3 separate regions of the Homo sapiens genome follow, and all the other regions are linked to region 2. A link is a loop called in an ENCODE intact Hi-C map of the cell type or tissue named here. Cell type or tissue: endothelial cell of umbilical vein. All regions are shown on one strand. Each heading gives the region's core, and the rest is flanking DNA. Links, peaks and the distances in the headings are about the cores only.

The links. Peaks named below come from ENCODE experiments on the same cell type or tissue, not always from the same donor. Only the 100,000 strongest peaks of a DNase experiment are listed, where the experiment ranks them.
Region 1: a loop joins it to region 2, with 7 times the contacts of the local background. A loop is called at or near these places in 3 of 110 quality-filtered maps.
Region 3: it touches region 2 in a loop (5-fold over the local background); 12 of 110 quality-filtered maps call a loop at or near these places.

Annotation. Positions count from the first base shown.
Region 1 is chr6:99,864,070-99,871,061 of GRCh38, reverse strand. No RefSeq gene overlaps it. Among named protein-coding and RNA genes, the nearest start is that of MCHR2-AS1, 130 kb to the left of the region's middle. In endothelial cell of umbilical vein, for the core only: a CTCF peak has its summit at 2,811 (motif pointing left); a DNase peak (open chromatin) is centred at 2,781; H3K27me3 peaks cover 140 bases.
Region 2 is chr6:100,716,840-100,723,831 of GRCh38, reverse strand. ASCC3 (activating signal cointegrator 1 complex subunit 3) reads left to right here. Exons shown (of 42, transcript NM_006828.4): 12 at 5,581-5,757. Among named protein-coding and RNA genes, the nearest start is that of ASCC3, 160 kb to the left of the region's middle. In endothelial cell of umbilical vein, for the core only: a CTCF peak has its summit at 3,772 (motif pointing right); DNase peaks (open chromatin) are centred at 3,361 and 3,541; H3K4me3 peaks cover 617 bases; H3K27ac peaks cover 641 bases.
Region 3 is chr6:100,104,127-100,111,118 of GRCh38, reverse strand. No RefSeq gene overlaps it. Among named protein-coding and RNA genes, the nearest start is that of MCHR2, 110 kb to the right of the region's middle. In endothelial cell of umbilical vein, for the core only: a CTCF peak has its summit at 3,490; a DNase peak (open chromatin) is centred at 3,428; H3K27me3 peaks cover 631 bases.

The DNA.
Region 1 (6,992 bases), core at 888-5,887, 850 kb after region 2:
TGATGTATAATGAGAAATAATAGAATCATAAATGCCAACTCTATTTTTAAAATCCTAACTTATTCAACCAGCACATAAAAGAACATGAATAGCAAACTTTCCATTATTTGGAAACTTCATTTTCAGCAGCTGCCACTCTTTCTCCAACCTTCCCCTCGACTTCAACCCTACAAACTCTACCAGTTACAAGTAGCAACATAAAAATAAATTGGTTTCATCTCCTTTTACTTCCAGTTCCATCATGTGAAGAAAATGAGGGAAAGATGCAAAATAGTCGGAAGGCAAAAGAATAAAAATTAGAGAGAAAAGTGCCGAGGACTTAAATATTCAAACTGCAAGATCAATCCTAGAGTAATCAGGAATTTAATGTGACTTTCACAGTCTGGAAAGCAAGCTAAAATAAATGTAGGGGCAAGTAAATCCAAGTTAAGTTGGTTTTTATGCTTGAAAGTGAAGTGCACTATTGTGTTCAAAGACTGCTAAATGATGCAGTAGATATAAACAAGGCAGTTCCCATCCCCAAGGAGTACTAGAGCACATGATGGCATGAGACATGAACATGAAAATATAATAAACAATGCTAAAAAAAACAGTTATCAAGGATATTTTTCAGATAAGCATTTTTAAACTTCAGAGGGAGTAGGAGGCTTTACAGAGAAAATAGAATCTGATCTGGTAAGTGAAACATGAATAGACAAGTTTTCAAATCTTTTGAGATGCCACCTAAATTTCTGCTGGATGCCTGATACATATATGGTCACGCGGCTCTCATGACACTGTACTGACATCCCACATGATCCTTTCACTTTGCTCTAAACCTCCCATCCCATCCCTTAACTGGTGAATATCAGTTTGATCTGTTACGGTATTCCTTTCCAACCATTGTACAAATGAGAGAAGATGAAAGACAGGAGCAAAATTCAACAGTAGTGGAGAGTTAAACATGAGCTAGTCTGTAAACGAGAGGTAAATGAGAGGGACATAGATGTTGGATGAGGGTCTGATAGAAGACAGAACCAGAGGAGAAAGTGACTCTCGGCTGCTGGGGCTGCTGATGAACACAGAGCTGTTGGCAGCTAGAAGCAAGAGCAGTGTCACACTGCTGCCTGCACTGCATTAGGTTACTTTACAATCCACCTTCCATGGAGGTGAAGGACTTTGTGCCTGAAGCTAAGGTCAGGGGTCCTAGAGACAAAAGTGGTCCTGAATCCCTCCTCTGCCATTTGCTAAATGAAGCTGTATTAGGCCATTCTTGTGTTGCTACAAAGAAACACCTAAAACTGGGTAATTTATAAAGAAACAAGGTTTAATTGGCTCATGGTTCTGTGGGCTGTACAGGAAGCATGGTGCCAGCATCTGCTTCTAGTGAGGGCCTAAGGGAACTTACAATCGTGGTGGAAGGCAAAGGGAGCCAGTGCATCACGTGGCAAGAGCAGGAGCATGAGAGCAAGGGGGCAGGTGCCACACACTTTTAAACAACCAGATCCTGCGTGAACTCAGAGCAAGAGCTCACTTATCACCAAGGGGATGGTGCTAAACCATTCCTGAGGGATCCACCACATGATCCAATCACCTCCCACCAGGCCCTGCCTCCAACAGTGGTAATCACATTTCATCATGAGATTTGGAAGAAATGAATTCAAAACCATGTCAAAAGCCATAGCTAGCTCTGCATTTGCTTCAGATTCAGAGTCTAATCTCCAAGGCTTGCTGACCTTCTCCTTCTCATTGTTGCTTCCCCTTCCTGTCTCTTAATTGTTCCCTTCCTCTGTTATCCAGTCATTTGGTCCAATAGTGCAACAGCTGGAATATCCCCTCCAAAACGCATGTTGAAACTTAAGCCCCAATGTGGCAGTACTGAGAGGTAGGGACCTTTAAGTGGTGATTGGATCATGACTCTTCTACCCTTATTAACGGGTTGGTGGATTAATGGGTTATCATGGGAGTGGAACTGGTGGTTTTATAAGATGAAGAAGACAGATGTGAGCTAGCATGTTAGCATGCTCAGCCCTCTCACCATGTGATACCCTGTGCCACCTCAGGACACCGCAACTTCCCACCAGCTGGAAGGTTCTCACCAGATGTGCCTCCTCAACCTTGGACTTCCCAGCCTCTTTATCTGCAAGAAATAAATTCCTTTTCTTTATAAATTACACAGTTTCAGGTATTCTGTCATAAGCAACAGAAAACAGACTGAGACAACTATCCTCTCTCCAACTTGACTTTATTGAAGACACTACTGTGGTGCCTTTATGTCCCCTCCCCAGAGAACTGTAGGCTGAAAACTGGAAGCAGAATCACAGAATTTGATTGAAGAAATGGACCTTAGTGATCATCTGGTACACAACCTTAGTCTACAAACAAGGAATTCAAGGCTGTAAGAGGTCAAACATCTGCCCAAAGTCACCCAAGTACAGAACTACCAGCTCCCAGCCCAGTGTTCTCTCACGGTATCACTCATCCCCCACGTCATGTGAAGCACATTGCAGAATTCAAGCTCAAACTGAGCCAGGAAGGAAGACAAAATCCAAATCCAAGAGGAGAGTAGGGGCTGATCTCATCTCCCAGAGAGGTCTGTCTGCTCTCCCCATCCAAGAGTGTAATACTGTGCTTAATAAACTTTCGCAGCTTTGCTTTGTTAAGAAAAAACAAAGGACGGTAGGGTCATTTCTAAAAGCAGAATGCTAATTATGAGAACATGAAGTGTTGATTTTAACACAGTAGAATGCTCAGGATTTGCATCAACACGGGAAGCGGAATGACGGGCGCGAGTCTCTCCGCCACATAAAACGGGCACAGAGCGCCATCTGCTGGATGTCTGGACTTCAGGCCACCTGCCACAATTGAGAATGACGGATATGTTTAAGCTTATTTCTTGTTGGGCATATCCCAAACACACACACAAATTTACTACATTGTTTATCTTGCTTTTTTCCTTTTTAATATAGCATAATGATATTTCTTTATTAATAATATATATTTCATCATTCCTTTTTAAATCTAAGCTTCTAAAATAATTGTATTATGAAAATGTCCCAGTATACACAAAAGCAGCGAGAATGGTACAATAAAACCCTCACTTAGCCTTCTGTCATATTTTTAAATTGTCAGAATTTTGTCACATTTGCTTCTCTATCTCCTCTTTTTTCTTCCTTGAATAATTAAGACAAATCCCAAGTATCATATATGCCTTCAATCTTTAGTATGAATCTCTCTTAAAAATAGACACTTCTTTTATAAACACAATATCATTATTACAGCTAACAATTCAATAACAATTATGTGTTATTATCTAATGCCTAGTCAATAATCATATTTCCCTGGATGTCTCCAAATATTTTGTATCATCGATTTGTTCAAATCAATATCAAAACAAATTGATTCAATTAAATGTAATTTAAAATTCATGAATTCAATTTAAAATCTAATTCCATTTTAAATCCATGAATTCATATGCATCTAATGGAAAAAGAGAAAGCCTACCAACAGAAACAATAAAGGGAGGGAAAGAAGGAAACAACATTTTTACCATATATTAAAGTAACTAGCCCACAAACACCTTAATCTGAAATTTGGCAACTAAAAGAAAACAGTTAAAAATATATTCTGCCTTTGATGAATAAACCATACTTCATTGTAAAAATAGCCCTATTTCATGAGAGGCGTTGTTTTTATACAGAAGAATTCCACCTAAGTGAAAGGAATGATAAGGTTAAAACATCTCCATTTTGCAACTCCTACTAAACCCAAAAAGGTGACGATCTTCAATGAATGGAACTCTTTTAGATAAAAGCTGATGAGGAACTTGACAGAAGAGGGCTCATCCTGTCATCACGTGCTCCCACTTGAACATGTGATACAAAACCAACATCACTAAAGGTTTGTCTGTGTGATTCCTGTCTTGAGGTTATGTGCTATAGTCTATCTTAGCTCTTTCAGGAGATTTTCAATTTTATGCCTATACTTCTATTTCTTATTATATAACATTATAAAGTTTCTGTTGACTCCCTACTATAAATTATTCCTCTTAATGGGGTATTTCCTTCCCATGTCTATCTCCTGCTTTGGCTAATTGTCATTTTCATTCTTCCAGTGAATACCTTGATGACATTAAGTAAAATGCTAAACTTTTTTTTGTAGGTAGTATCTACTGAACTCATCTAAGACCAAGAAATTAGCATAGTCACTTTTCATCTTCCTCTCATTGGGTGTATGTTGTCTTTTTTAAAGTTTTTACTTTTGCTTATTAATTTTCACAATATTTAACTTTTGCAATTGTATCTCTCACCATTGTTTAGCCTACATTTAAATGAATTCAACATATGTGAGCAATCCTTTTAACATTCTTCATTTATTGGGTGTCCTATTCTTGAGAAAAACTCAACTGATTTTCACCTTCATAAGTTGCTTAATTTGTCTAAATGCCTGAAAATGCTTTATTTATCCTTGAAATTCAATACCTTAATAAGGATATGTCTCCTTATTGATTTTCCTCAATCCATTTTTCCAAGCATAGGTTTGCATTTCCAGATTAAATTATTCAATTGTTCAAATTATCTTCTATGTCATCTTTGAACATACTGTCTGTTAGATTTGTTGGGGTTTTTAATTCAATGTTTGTTTGGCCTTGTCTACCACTCATATCTATTATTTTCTCAATCAGTGTCTTAATCTCTTTGTCTTTTTCCCTCTACATTCACTGCAATTGTCTTAAACCTTTCTTCTGGGTCATTCATCCAATTTTTAGCTATGCCTGTTCAGTTTCTTGCTCTTTTACTTCATTTTATTTATTAATTCAGCAATGGTATTAAATTGTTAGTACTTGATCTGTTTCCTTAGCTCAGCAAATCTCTTTTTTTCTCACAACTGCTGTTTTAGTATCTCATCTTTAAATTATTGTTCAATAACATGTTTGTATTTAGTAAGCTCTTCCATAGAGTAAAACATCCTTAGGAACATTTGTTCCTGAGTGTTCACTTCTGGATAGACTTTTCATCTGTGTTTTGCATTTGATATTTCAATACTTACTTGGTGAGGGGGATAAAGGGGCTGTTCTGCAGTATATTTGCATAGAAGCCAGGCATGATATTTTATCATCTTGCTTTTGAATAGGGAAGACAGCTTGGATTTAGTGTAGGTAATTCCTTGTGATTCCTTTCCACTTTTCTGATATCTGTGTGTTTTGTCCTGTAACTATTGTAGAGTTGGAGATCCTAAAGCTGAGAACTTGGATAAGGGAAAAGAATCACGGCTGTTGGCAGCTCTATTGCCATGCTGGCCTTTACCCTCTCCTCTGTTGCCTGGCCTAACATCTGTGTCCACAATTCCACCATTCTGTTTTACTGTATCTTCAGATGTACTTGGACTTCAGATGTTTACCCAAATGCACTATGAGGCCTGAACCAGGGAGTCAGCCATTCCCACTTCATCTCTCCCCGTCCAGGAGCTGCTGTGACTCCCCAAAGCAGAAAGTGCATAATATAGAACATGAAATGTGTTTCCAAGGTAGAAACATTTTACTTGACTCTCAGGGAGTCTTTTCCCCATCTCCTACATCCTCAGAAACCGAGTTATAACTTATATTTATTTGGTCTCTATTTGGCTAAATTTTAAATTTTTTATAATAAAAAATTAACACATTCAAAGATAGAGAAACTAGTATAAATAACCCCATGTACCTATCACCTGACTTTAGTAATTACTAATAAACACACGGCTGTTCTTTCTTCATCTATGTCCCCGTCTACCCACTCACTCCCACCCTCACCCCCGCCCCATCCCTCACACCAAGAAATAAAGTTAATCTCGACCTCAGATCATTTCATTTTTCAATCCATTGTTTATGATCCTGACATTCTTCTCCTGTCCAGCCAGTATGGTCTCCAATATGGTGAACTCAAGTGGCTATTGTCTCTCTAGTGGGTCATGGAAATGATTGAAAGGAATTCTGCCTTTGTGGAACGTTTTGCTTCCTTTGTGGAAGAAGGGCTTCTACACACTCCCTTCTGCCTGTTTTCAAGCTAGGGGTGTTAGTGAGGCTCTAGAATTTTGTTCATTTTTTTTCCTTATAATGTTTGGAGAAAGATGAGTTGGAAACTTCATGGAAGATTGCTAATTCTCAGAAACTCTGATCTTACTCTTTCACAGCCACCAGCCAGTTCCTCCTTTTTCCTGCCATTTGGTAAGGTTGCCAGATAAAATACAGGACACTCGTGCAATATTTGGGAAATAATTTTACCCCCAAAGTTGTCATTTGTCTGAAATTCATATTTTACTGGGCATTCTGTATTTTTATTTGCTAAATCTGGAAACCTTAGTTATTGGGGTGATTTTTCTGGTTTCATTTTTGTGTGTTTGCTTGGTTGATGGGTTGATGTACTTATGTATTATTTCAGTGGCTGAGTTTGCTGAAAGGAAGATTTTTGTGGTCAAGTTTTACTCTGCCATCTTAAACTAGAAAGTCTAACATTTCCTTAAACATTAAAATTACTCATTCAATATTTATATATGTGGAATTTCATTCCTTGCTTAATATGTCAAATACGCTTAGAAGAAGCATTTGCATAACTTTTGGGTATTTTTCTCTTTGCTAGAAATTTAATCAACGTTTAGGTATATCAAGCAAATCTAAATAAATAATGTCTCAGCTTGTAGCCAATGCATCAGCAACATAGTAGACAATTTTTAAGAATTTTGTTTCTATTTTTATTATTTTTGGTCAAATACATTCTTAAAGTTCCTCACCACCTAAAGTTTCATTTAGTCTAGGAGTCCCTTCCCATAGAATTCTCCAATTTGAGCTCAGAAATTTCTTCCTGTTACAGAGTGAGATCTTGACTAATAAATAATTATGGAAAGAGTAGTGGCAACGCTTCTTTGGGGCTGTTTATCTCAGTGTACATGGACTGCTAATGGACAAAGAACTCCCTATATGGTGTTGTACACTCTTTATTGTGTGTTGTAGAAGTTGTTAGTAGTCTTAGGTGGGCATT
Region 2 (6,992 bases), core at 884-5,883:
ACCCAGTTGTATATTTCTACTCTGATATCCCATAAACATCTTTTGCCCATAAACATGTCAGAACTCTTGTCATCTTCCCTATATACCTAGATACGATATCATAATCTACTTGATTCCGAAGCCAAAACCCTGGGAGTCATAGTCAGGCTTTCCCTCTTCCTTAATACTTTCTTCCATCCCAATATCTAATTAGATATCAATTCTTTATATTTTTTTCTAAATACCTCTGATTCAGATTCAAGTGTGGAAATGTAAAGAAGTAGGTACAATAAGTGACATAATGTATTTTTTAAAAGTTCGAAAGTGTTTGTTTTTCATTTTGTAAATTCACCATAAAATTCTAGATGGATTAATGATTTAATTGTTTCAAACAAAGCTCTCAGTTCAATGAAGAAAACATAGGAGAGTTTTTTTTAAAAAAATAATCTTGTTGTTCTATGCAATATGCAAGCTCAAGAAGTTATAAATGAAACCTATGTCACATTTGGATGCATAAATATTTTAAAATTCTGATCAGTAAGACACACCCCTGAAATTTTAAATGTGAGACCAAATAAATTATTTGCAACACATAAAACAACTTGTTAATATTATTTATATTTAATAGGTTTCTATAAGAAAAATAATCAACTGGAAGGAACATTTTACAGTAGAAAAAATTATTGAGAAATATTTAAAAGATGCTTAAAAAGAATATGAATCAGTATGAGACATTTCTGTTCTATCACATTAACAAAAATAAAAACGAAATGGAATTTGAAAGCATCTAGCAAAATCAACGCTGTGTTTTCACTTCTATATATCAAACTGTGGAAATAATAGCACAAATTTATAAAGATCTAGTAATACCAGTATTCATTGAAGCTCTTTTTTTAATACAAAATATTTTAGTAATATCTTGAATATTCAACAATAGAAGAAATTGTTTAATGAATTATAGTATATTTATGCAATGAATTGCTGCTTTGCAGCCTTTAAAAAAAGTGAGAATGAACTGTGTGCTCTTCTTTACATTCGGGGAGCTATACCACAATAATCTATACATTCCACATTTATTTATGTGAACTGGGCTTAAAAGATGTTATATTATTCACTGAAAAAGCAAGCTGTTCTGTATGTGTAGCACAATCCCATTTGTGTAAGAAAAACATGTGCAGTATATTTATGTTTTTATTCATTCATTCATTCAGTTAATGAACATTTATTAAACACTTACACATGTACCAGCTACATAGTTCTAAGTGCTATAGATATAGTGATAAACAAAACAAAGTTCTTGCTTACACTTAGATTTTAGGCTGGTGTAGAATTGGGTGCATATGCATGAAAAGATATGCAACAAGTTGAAGAGTGGTTTCTTTTCTTTCTTTTTCAATTTCAACTATTATTTTAGATTCAGGGGTACATGTGCAAGTTTGTTACATGGGTATATTGCATGATGCTGAAGTTTGGATGTCATTCTTCATAGAATTAGAAAAAACTATTCTAAAATTAATATGGAACCAAAAAAAGAGCCCAAATAGCCAAAGTAATCCTAAGCAAGAAGTACAATAAAAGAGACATCACACTACCCACCTTCAAACTATACTATAAAGCTACAGTAACCAAAACAGCATGGTACTGGTACAAAAACAGACACATAGACCAAATGGAACAGAATAGAAAACTCAGAAATAAAGCCACATACCTACAACCATCTGATCTTCAACAAGGCTGACAAAAATAAGCAATGGGGAAAGGACTCCCTCTTCAATAAATAATGCTGAGATAACTGGTTAGCCATATGCAGAAGAATGTAAATGGACCTTTACCTTTCACTATATACAAAAATTAACTCAAGATGGATTAAAGATTTAAATGTAAGATCTTAAACAATAAAAATCCTACAAGAAAATCTAGGAAACACCATTCTTGACACTGGCCTTGGCAAAGAATTTTTAGCTAAGTCCCCGAAAGCAACTGTAACAAAACCAAAAATTGACAGGTAGGACCTAATTAAACTAAAAAGTGGGAGATAGCAATTGCAACAACAACAACAAAAAATTTGACAAGTAGGACCTAATTAAAAAGTGATTTCTTCAGTAGAAATGAAATTGTAGAAATATTTGGGACTTGTTTACTTTTTACCACATAAATTAAAAATATGTGTATATGCACACACATACAGAAAACACACAGGGTTGAAATTTTCAAAGCTGATTTATAAAACCAGCTTTTAGCTAAAATCCAATTTAAGAGCAATTTTTAAAATCCAGGTAGTTGTCAGACACAGATGAAGTATGATGAAGTCTGAAACTATCATCTCTATTCTCTAGGTCCATTATTCCTACAAGGCATGTGCTCTGGCCCACATGTTATACATGAGGTCTCATAAAAGAAGCATTCAGGGCATGATTTACACAAAGGAGAGCTATTTTGATTATGAAATGTTTTGATTTTATGTCCTGATACTTAACTTACTGATGTTTTTCAAGGAGCCATACTATTACAATCCATACACCACATTTATTTGCAGTGAGCCACCTACAGAGACCATGTCCATCCAGCAAAGATAAGGACTTTCTTCAACTATAGAACATTAGAGGCCAAGTAAATATCATTAGTATATTTTCCAAGAGGTCTATCATTCATGATTACAAGGGATTTTACTGTTATAGTACATCTTTCTTTCCTGAGCATCCCCAGTAGAAAAAGAAAACAGATTGTAGTCTTAGTGCTAATCCTTTCTGTATGTATGTACAAAGACACATAGATATAACATTATATATCATAATATTTTTAAGCAGGCATTATAACCTTAGAAAGTTTACAAATAATTTTGTAAATTGTTTATAAATATATAATTTTTTATTTAAAATATAAATTAATTGTAAATAGTATAGTTTCTATATAAAATCTATAAATGTTATAAACTATATCAAACTATATATTATAGGTTTATTATGTATTATATGCAATATATTATTATATAAATATATAGTGTATCAATATATAAGTGTATATCATATATATTATATATGTATAATAATTTCATCTTCACATTGTCATCTGTATATTGTAATCAAATTCTAATTATATCGTTTTGTACTACTTTGCCCATAAACCTTTGCTGACTTGCTGTTTGTTATCTTAAGAAAAATGGTCAAATTGTTTAGCTGGACGTTAAAGACTACTAATATTAAAGCGCTGTCTGTCTAATTTTAACTTCTACATCTTCATCAGCTACCAGAGGTTCCAGCCACACAAAACTATTTGATCTTTCCCCTACCTCCTTTTAAATATCATTGACCCTCTTTCAAAAACGAAACTAATCTAACTTGAGGCAGAATGTGTTGTTGGTTGTGAGATAAGGATTGTAAATGCCAAATTATGTAATGCCTTCTTTTTTTGTAACTCCACCCATCCATCTATGGAAAATTTACTGTTCTTTTGAATCCATCAAATGCCACTTCTATGATGTGTTTCCTAGTTACTGAATCAGAATGAATTACACCTTTTCTGTGTTTTCTTTGCACTCCCTTTTTTTACATAGTTTTAACGCTTATGATGATCTTCCTTATAATTTCACAACTTACTATAGTGAATTCTGTCTTCATCTAAATGCCTCACTAGAATTCAGCTTCCTTGACAGATGTGTCTGTGTGAATCTTTTCATATTTTCGAAGTATTAGTACAGTGCTCATAGTTATTTTTATTACAAAACAAAGCTCTTATTTTTATTTGTTCCTTGTGATTACCAAATGTTCCCAGTAGATGGCACATCACATCACACTTCAACATTTGTAACTAATGTAGAAGTGCCTTCCAAAGCTATTGGAAGGCAATGTAGATTTTGTTCAGGTTCTGAACTTACATGATGATATTAGGCACTAAATTCATAATACACTTGGCATGATTGGGAGAAATTTGGAAAAGATAAAAGTCTAAGAAATCTTAAATCTATTTTATTTAACAACATGAACTAATAATTAACCTACTTTTAGTAAGTAGGGAGACTTTATCAGAACTAAATTTTATGTGAAGGAAAACATCATAGAAATATACTGTCTAATCCGAGCTAATGATAGGGAGAAAGCTATAAATTTTTAATTTTTTGTAATTGTCAATAATTAATACTTTTAAGGTAAATAGGTATAGTGTATAGACTTGAAGGTTTGGCTTAAGACATAACATTCCAGATTATTTCTATTTCAAATAAAGTATTTCTCACATAGATTTAACTATATTAAATAACTGTATTATAATTATACTTTTAGATTTAAAAATGTTGTTTTAAAGTGGATTTTTAGCAGAAAAATGTCTGGTGTTTGCCAGAGTATTGTGTCTTTAACATCAAACAACCTTAAAAATATATTCTGTAACTATTGTGTCTTAAAAAATGATTTTAAAACCAAATATCACTTTCATTTCTTTCCAAATCACCACTAGTACTACATAGAACTGTGGGATAATTAATCGTTCTAATTACTGTATGTTGTGAAAGAGATTTCTTTAAAAATAGGTCTGGTGATTATTTCCCCTTATTTAGGGTTCCTTGCTTTTGATGGGATTTGGTTTGGGGTTTTGCCAATATCTATAAGATTTCTTCAGTGAAAACAAATTTATAATAAGATACTATATATGTATTGGTACTTTAATTTTTACCCATCTCTACTTTTTTGATCCCTCCCTTGTTATGTTTCTGCAAGTAGTCTCTGCATGTGTGGATCTATGTCTTATTCAGCACTGCATCCCTAGTGCCTACAGATTAGGTCCTAACCCAGTGTTGATGGATGGATGACTCTGAAAGTATTAATATTATTCACATTGAACTACTTTGCTTATACCTATTGAGTCTCCTAGACTGAGTAAAATTATTAACAGCTTACTCAGAAAATCATACTGATATATTTTAATTAACAAATGAATGGAAGTTTTTGGCCATCCCTTGGTTTTATCTTTTTAGGTATGTTACATCATAATCAGATAATATGGCCTATATGATTTTTAGTTTTTGGAATTTACTGAGTTTTTTGTGACCTAAAAATACATTTAGTTGTCACAAAGTTCTTAATTCACATTTTTATTTTTATTTTTATTCATGTATTTATTTTTGAAACAGAGTTTTACTCTGTCACCGATGTTGGAGCTCAGTGACATGATCATATGGGCTCAAGTGATCCTCCCACCTCAGCCTCCTGAGTCGTTGGGACTACAAATGTGTGCCACCACACCAGTTAATATTTTTTTTTCTTTTGGTAGAGATGGGGTTTTGCCATGTTGCCTAGGCTTGTCTCAAACTCCTGGGCTCAAGCAAGCCGCCCACCTTGCCTCCCAAAGTGCTGGGATTACAGGTGTGAGCCAACACACTCACCCCTCATGTGTATTTTTAATTATAGTGGGTATGGAATTCTACTATGTATCTGTTAAATCAAGCTTGTGAATTATGGGCTACAATGTCTGACATGATAGGACCCTCAATTGACCTCTACACTCATCTCTGTCTAGAGTTTTTAGAAGTCCTATTAATAGGACAAATTATAATGTTTTTTGGTTAAATTAATTTAAATAACCCATATTTAATTAAAATAATCCATATAGGTGGAATCCACACAGAGTATGATAAGGATTCTCGGACTGTCTGCAACTTTACCTAACTACCTCGATGTTGCCACATTTTTACATGTTAATCCATACATTGGACTTTTCTTCTTTGATGGCCGTTTTCGACCAGTACCTCTTGGACAGACATTTTTGGGGATTAAATGTGCAAATAAGGTAAATACTCATTTTAATTCTTATCTAAAAATATTTTTGTTGACTTATTATTGAATACTTGTTTGGAGTTAGAGACTCCAAAAGACCATTTCAGCCTTTTGTGGTGTCCACTGAAATGGCCTTTTGCAGAACATTGAATCACATTACAGATGTGATATCCTAGACAAAATCAAGCATACTTCCTCAACTATTTGTAGTAGAGTAAGTCCTCCTATAGAAAGTAGCTTGTCATAGTTTGCATTGGTGTTTTCCATGTATGTTACGTATTTTCAGCTATTAAAAGTTTTACGTTATTTTGACGTGAAATGATTGAAGGGCATTGTGGAATAATAAAAACTCCAATTAAACAAGTAATATATATTGTGATGATATTCATTTAATAGAAATAATAGTACCTCATACTCAATTGAAAATAATATCATAGTAGCAACCATCAAGGAAGGTGTTCTGTTTAACTTACAATGTTCTATGATTACCTTTATTATTATATATATAAATGGCATTTCTAAAATTCTATGCTTTAAAAAGTTTATCTAATTTTAAAATTAGTACTACCTATACTATTCACACTATTAGAGTACTTATGATAGGCTTATTTTATAATATGAAGGAAAACATTACTTAAAATTTAAACAATTATCATCCTATTCAACAACACCTATTTTTTGTGTAGAAGGAATAGTTTTAGGAAAATATTTACAGGCCTTTTGACATTTTTAATAAAAGAGAACAAGATAAAATCATGTTACTATGTCAACCTTAGTCTTTAATGTATTACTGTCACTTCTTGTCTAAAAACAATTTCATTAGTAAAATAGAGCCATTTTTACCTTGTACTATTATAGGTAAAATATTCACCTAAAAATATCCAAAGTGACTGTTACCATAATACAACAGTTAATGTCCTGTAACTGCATTGCATGAATGTTAGGTGTCTTTAGAATTCTAGGGAGTCATTTTAGACTTGTACACAAAGGGAGAGTTTATGATATACAATTCTGCATATTTTAAGCTTCATAATTGTTTCAAGTGCTGCTTTTCAGAAATATTTGCTGCTTGTTTTTTTCAGTTATGTTTCAATATAATTTGATTATGTAGTTCATTTTTAACATATCAGTAGGATAGATGTAGACCTTCTTTTATAGCTTTAGAATGTTTTCAGCTTTATAATTTAAAAGATAAGCAGATGATTATCACAGAGAGATATAAAGAGAAGACAGTTGTTTCACATGCTT
Region 3 (6,992 bases), core at 707-5,706, 610 kb after region 2:
AATTAGAGTTCTTACATCAGAATTTTGAACAAAGAGACATTGTGTGAGAATAACTCCAAAGCAATATGGACAAAATGATAACCACCTTTATTAGACAGCTAAATAAAATATTGAACAAATTACAGTACCTGCAAGTGATTAAACAGTTGGCAGCTGCATTTTTTCCCTCCACATATCCCTCCTTGTTGAAGAGTTAACCCATCTCAGCCTATTTCTTCTGTCTTCTTGAGCATCTTCTTCACGAGACCCTCATGAGTTAGTTGTGCAGTAGGTTAGGTCTCTAGGACACTGTCTATCTGAGCTACTATAAATGCTGAGGACACAACAGATCCCTGCTCCACCGATATCTCTCAGTTCCCAGCCTTTATGATTATTGGAGCTATTGGTGGGAAATTCTTATAACTTCTATGCTTCTTCCTCCTTGTCTGCTTTTGGGTGCTCTCTCCTCTATTCTCTGCTCCCCTCTGCTTAGAATATCTGAGACAGTGCCTTCTCCATGCTGTGCACTGCCCTGCATGGGAAGTGGCTCCTTCAGCTCTCCTCCTTCCCTTTTCTTCAGCAGAGGTAGGTGATTATCCATAAAACAAGGGGCTAAAGTAGGGGATCAAGTAAAGAAGGCAATCATCTGGGGTTGCCTACAAATATTCTCTCATCTTTGTTTTTGGGGACTTACTGAAGATGAGAAGCTACTTGCCAATCAGATGATGTTTTGTTAGGAAAGGACAAATTTGAGGGGCATGGCAACATGGGAAAAAATAGGAAATATAGGAAAAAATGGGAAAAACATAGGAAGCCAGAGAAAGTCTGTCTGTAATTCATTTTTCTTTGTTTGAAGCATTCCCAGACCATAGCAAAGCCCACTGACTCTTAACCCTTTCCTTACCAGTTAATTCAGATAACAATTATAGAACTGCTTATATTAATTATAGGACACTTACACAACACTTACTATGTACCAGGCACTGTTCCGAGTGCTTTTATTCATTCTCACAACCATCCTTTGATGAAGGTTCCATTATTATCCTCATTTCCCAGATGGGGAGAACGTGGCCAGAGTTAAGCAATTTGTCCAAGGTGAAAGGGTAGCAAACAACAGAGCTTGGCTGTGAAATTAGGCAGCCTGGCCTCAGGGTCTACATCCTTACACTCTTTGCACTCTCCTGACTTTCCATATGGGTTTCAGATGCATAGTTTGCTTGGAATCATGGTGTGTGCTGGTGAAGGAGAGAGAAAGGGAGGATGGAGATGATTTAATTTCATTGAATAGCAAGTAATTGCCTGGATCCTCTTTCCTCTTTTCAAAATAAACAAATGATTGACATAAGCCCATCTTATGTGGGGAGGGAGGCTGTTTGTTTGTTTAATTTATTTGTTCTTATAAAGCTAACACTGACAGGTCTACTGCTCCAAAACTACATCTTTATTTGGGCTAGAAAAGTAAGCTTTTCATCTGCTTTGGTGATGGGTACAGCCACCTTAAGAAGGTTCCATGGGAATAATGAAAAGTATTAAAACATGCATGATGAGAACAGGAAAGGACTTGAATATATTACAGGAAAGAAAACTCAGGCCTAGGGAAATGAGGAGACCTGCTCCTTAATTAGCAAAGTCTGTTTGTGATAGAACAAAATTAGAAACACTGATTTATCGTTCAGAGCTCTTTCTAGAAATGAGCAATTCCTGTTATCTGGTAGAAGTGCCATTATCTAAAATAAATGTTATAGCCCCATCAATGGGCTTACATTTTTAATAACAATATGTACATATATTTTTCCTTTCTTTTCTACCATCAACGTAAGAGGCAAAAGAAAATGTTGATGAGGAACCAGCAGTGGTAGCCATGGCATCTCTTTTGTCCCCAACACTGAGGAGGCAATTCCTTTATTCCGTCACCTGTCCCAGAGGTGCCATGGCAGAAATTTGAGTAGGGGGGATATGGTGAAGAAGGCAGAACCAGATTCACCATCTGTGCATTAGCAGTTGACTTGCTCAACCTAGCAATATTCATGATGCCTTTTCCTTTAGAAATTTATTTAAAGTAGGGTATTTTACCAGGTCCTTTAAAGTTATCCAACCTCTCTGGAGTTGAATCTGGAGAGGAAGACATCTTTAAACAAATACTCCCTCTGTCCCCACATCATTAGCCTCAGATTCCTAAGGGAAATAGGCAAATAACCTGGTCATTCAATCACTAGATTCTTCTGTGTACTTTTCCCAAAGATGGGCAATAAAACTCCTGATGCCAAAGAATACTTTTCTACTATGAAATTCTTTTTAGATTATTTGCCTATGAAAAAATGCCCTCCTCCCTTCTTTTTTGTATTTAAGCACAATAAAATCCCATGAGGTAAAAATTGGAGAGTTTCCATAATACATTTCTTTACATAAAGTGATATGGTTTGAATAGACTATCTGGTTTTATATATATTAGGATTGATCTTATTCCAGTATAAAGGGTTGAACTATATTATCAAGAGTATTCTAATACTACTCAGGTCTTTTTCTTCATTTCAGTTTGATGACTTAATACTTTCTGTTGAACTGCACTGAATTGATTAGCATTTTTAAGAGTTTCATGATGACTACATAATAGAAAGGCATCAATCCACTGATTGACCACACTGTCTCTCCCTAAAAATTGACCACGGAGACACCTACACTACAATAATTTAGGGGCTGGGGGTTAAACTGAAAGGTCAGATAGAAGCAGGGCCAGGTATAGTGACATGGCACATGAAAGCCAGAGCAGGCCAAACGTTACGGAGAAAACCAAATTGAATAAATGAGGAAATACGACTTCAGATGAATAGAGATAGCAGTTCTATTGTTTCCTGAGTACTGTCAATTCCCAGCTCCCACCTTCAAAAATGCATCTTCTTTCTTCATGTTCCTTAAGCTATTGCTGTAGCCTTTAAATTACTCGTTGTTAGTTTAAGCCAGTGCAGTAGGCTTGTGGGTTTTTTTTTCGTTTTCTACCAAACTCTAACTAGAAAGTCTGTATTATCACCCATGTAGAAAAATTTTGTTTGTTTTGTTTAATCCTACTTTCACAAAAATAGTGAAACATCGGAATGTCGATTGGGAAGAAGCAAAGAGTTAAATGCTTCCAGATTTTGGAAAATTCTTTATTTGCAATGTTTCTGCACCAAATCTATGTCTATTTGTAAAATCAGATTAATTAGCAATATGCTTAGGTTGAGTTCTGCTACCATCATGGTGGTCATTTGTTAAGCAGGAAGTAAATGCAATTTCAAGCTTGAGATTAATTATTTGGTCAATTTCAATCTGTAGTCATTAAATAGAATCTCAGCACTCGATGTTTCCAAACTTGAATGTATGCTACATTTTGAAATCAGAAATATCTAAATGTACAAAGCAAAGATGCACACGCAGACAAGCCTACATATGCGTACACACCCAGATACACACACACACACACACACACACACACACACACACACACACACACACACACAATTTAAAAGTAAGCAGCACCACACAGTGGTCAGATAGGGAATAGTTACTGTTTAACAGCAGCACCCCTGGAGATAAAGGACTGGTTCTTTGTTATTTTTCCAGAGCTCAGATGTGATCAATGTGGTGTCAATTTCTGTGAAAAAAAAATAAATGTTATGTTTTCACTTCTTAACCTCTTGAGAAAAATAATTGTTGGCTAAATTTCAACCTTATTTACAGATGAAAATGCTAACAATGAAAAATACTTGTCATATTTTACCATATGCGGTTGTGTTTATTACAACCAAATGCATTTCAAAAACCAGTGATTGAAAAAACACTATTGCCCAAGGACTTTCCTTTTATTCTTTAGCATAGAGAACATTTTATTACTAAATTTAATCTGCTGAAAATCAAATTTTATAACTGAAAATTTGGCACAAATGTAACCATAGGCATTTTAGTGATTGCATTAAGTAAATGAAGGTAAAATACACCTCTGAAATTGTATATTTAGCTACAGTTTAGCTCATCATTTATTCTGTGTATGAAGTATAAAACAGTGATCTGAAAATCATTTCCATCTAGTTCAGTCTAAAGATATTCTTCAGTTCTTTGGAGTATGAAAACCCTAATTTCTAGAATGTATTCCGTTTGTGCCACAATGGGATGTTCATCTTTCCTCAACAATGCTTGATCTCTTAATACCATCACTGACACCCTCAGTGGACGGCCTTCCTAGGCATTGCTCCATAAGTGAAGAGTTTTCAAGAGAACTTCAGCAGGATCACTGGCGTCTAAAAGAGTCATTTTCTCATTATTTAACTTTTTAAGCCTTCTTGCTATTGAAGAAAACATGATTAGCAGCAGAGCTGCAAAATAATCTGTAGTTAAGAAGAATGCATTGCCAGCATCTGCAAAGCTCAGATAGCATCTTTGAATGGTTAACAGAGCGTAGAGGTAAAGACAGCCCTTATCACAGTTGAGGTGACATATTGAGGGATGTTAGCCCTGGTGTTTTCAATATTTTAACATTTTGCATATCTCCAGAACACAGAGACTGGAAGGTCCTATATTAATTATATTTTTTAATTTTCTCTATTCTTAATGACATGGCATCTGGAGCCTCACTTCCCCTATGGGGAGCCTTCCCCACCTAGAACTAGCCAATTCCTAAAGATAGTAGAAGCCTGATCTGCAAGTATGCCTTTCATACACAAACCAACCAATCCAGAGCCCACACCCCCCAACTACCTCCTTTATTGAACTGAACTGACTCACATCAAGCCGCTGCTTCCTCCCCCAATCCCCTCAGGACAAAGTATCCGACAACTTGGAACAGTCTCTCCACTCTCTACAAGCCCACTGAAATTATTCTGCTAGTCAATCCCAAGCCTGCTTCTCCTGTCTGTCCTATTTCTTCCTACAGAAACCACAATAAAGGCTCTTACCCACACTTTCCCCTCACTCTTTCTCTGTCCCCTGACTAACCCTGGTTGCTTCCCCATGTGGCCCCACGTGGTGTGCCTGGACTCCTAGAAAGTCAACATCATCACCCAGGACCTGTGAATATGAAACAGTCTTTCTTCATAGCAGCCGTTTCCATGTCTGTGTGTCTTACTATACCTCATCAAAACAAACGCTGGGTACATTTTAAAACAGGTCCCTAATAATGTGGAGCTTTCTCGTCTGCACCATTTCCATTTTCCGGCAGCACTTTATTCCCAGTATTAATGTGAAAGTATGTGTTGTCTAGCACTGCGTGTAAATTTTGAGGCATGAGAGATATATAAAGGGAAGACAATGACTGTCTTTCTTACTTTGTTTACTGGTCTTATTTATACCATTGAGGAATCTTTCCCATAAAACTCAGCCCAACTCAGTCATTACTCTGGCACCATACTTTCTGGGACTACATGACCCAAACTTAATTGCTTACATTGAAATTATTTGGTCTCTCTGTTTCTAACCCTTTTTTTTAAAATTACACTAGATTTTAACTGATTTTAAAGTGCTGAAAACTAATACATAACTGATTAAACAGCCAAAGCCTTCATTTGGTGGTAATCAATAGTCATCACATTTATGTATTTGCCCCATGTAGCTTGATGTGTTTGTCATACTATGACGTATTACGTTTTGCCTAAACAATTAACTTCCAGTCGGCCTGATAAATTGCTTCACTCTTCTCATAGCTTGTGCCCAATTGACTCTGCTGTTCAATTTTCTCCACTGGAGTCACAGTGCCCCAAGGCTTAGCCCATTTCATCTGTGCAACTAAACACTGTTCTCCAGGGTTATATTTAATTAAAACACAGCAGTATTTAAGTGAAATATTTAACTTCTGAGGTCTAAACCAACTTTCACTACCATAATTACTTTGCAAAAATCACACCATGGCAAGACAGGAAAAAAATGCAAATTTAGAGTCACTGTTTGAAAGCTGAAGAACAAAATCATTAGGAAACAGCAGTCTTTTCTTCCCCTTGTTTCTACTTAATAAACCCATTCACTAAATATATCAGCAAAATGTCATCCACGACAGATGTGCAGGTCTAAGTGCTTTTGTAGTTTACCAACTAAAAGAAAACAGCTTCGGAATCTTGTATCTGAGTATGGTAGGTATGTATGAATATATACATATGTGTGTACGTGAGTGGGTAAATGAGTGTGTGTATGCAGGCACTATCATTAATTAAACACCTACTATGTACAAGGCTTAACCAATGTACATTTCTTCTCTTATTTAATTCTTACAATTCTAGTCACTCCTTATCCAAGGTTTCACTTTCTGCTGTTTCAGTTACCAGTGATCAACCACAGTAAAAAAAAATTAAGATTTTGAAAAAGAGAGGGAAAGAGAGAGAGAGATCATAGCCACATAACTGTTGCTGCAGTATATTGTTATAATTATTCTATTTCATTATTAGTTATTGTTAATCTCTTACTGAGCCTAATTTATAAATGAAAATTTATCATAAATATGTATGTATAGGAAAAATCATAGTATATATAGTTTTCATTATTGTCTATGGTTTCCAGCATCTGCTGGGTACCTTGGAACATATCCCTATGGCTAACAGGGGACTACTGTATACATAAATACGATTCTTACAACTATAGCCCTGTATAATTAATTTATCAACTTTCAACATTCTCCATAACATTAAGATTATATGAATAAATGTTTATGTTTTATACATGGATAGAAAACTGTTGAAATGCAAAATGTTTTAGAAACTCTACTTACCTTATAGGCAATTAACATTTCTGTGCCAGGCCCTGTGTTAAGTTTCCTTATGTTTTCCCTTCCAACATTCCATGAAATGGGGCTTATTCTCTTTCTGTTATTGAGAAAATAAAGCTCCCTAGAGGTAAAATGACTTTTCAAGTTTATGTAGCTCTTTTCCTCTCTACAGTAATTTTTGTCCAGGGAAATCACAGATGATGAGGTGGATAATAATTTCAGACATTAACTGAGGTTTTTTTTTACATACTTTCTTGGTTTGCCTGTGGTTTTTCTCTCAGCGAGTCAG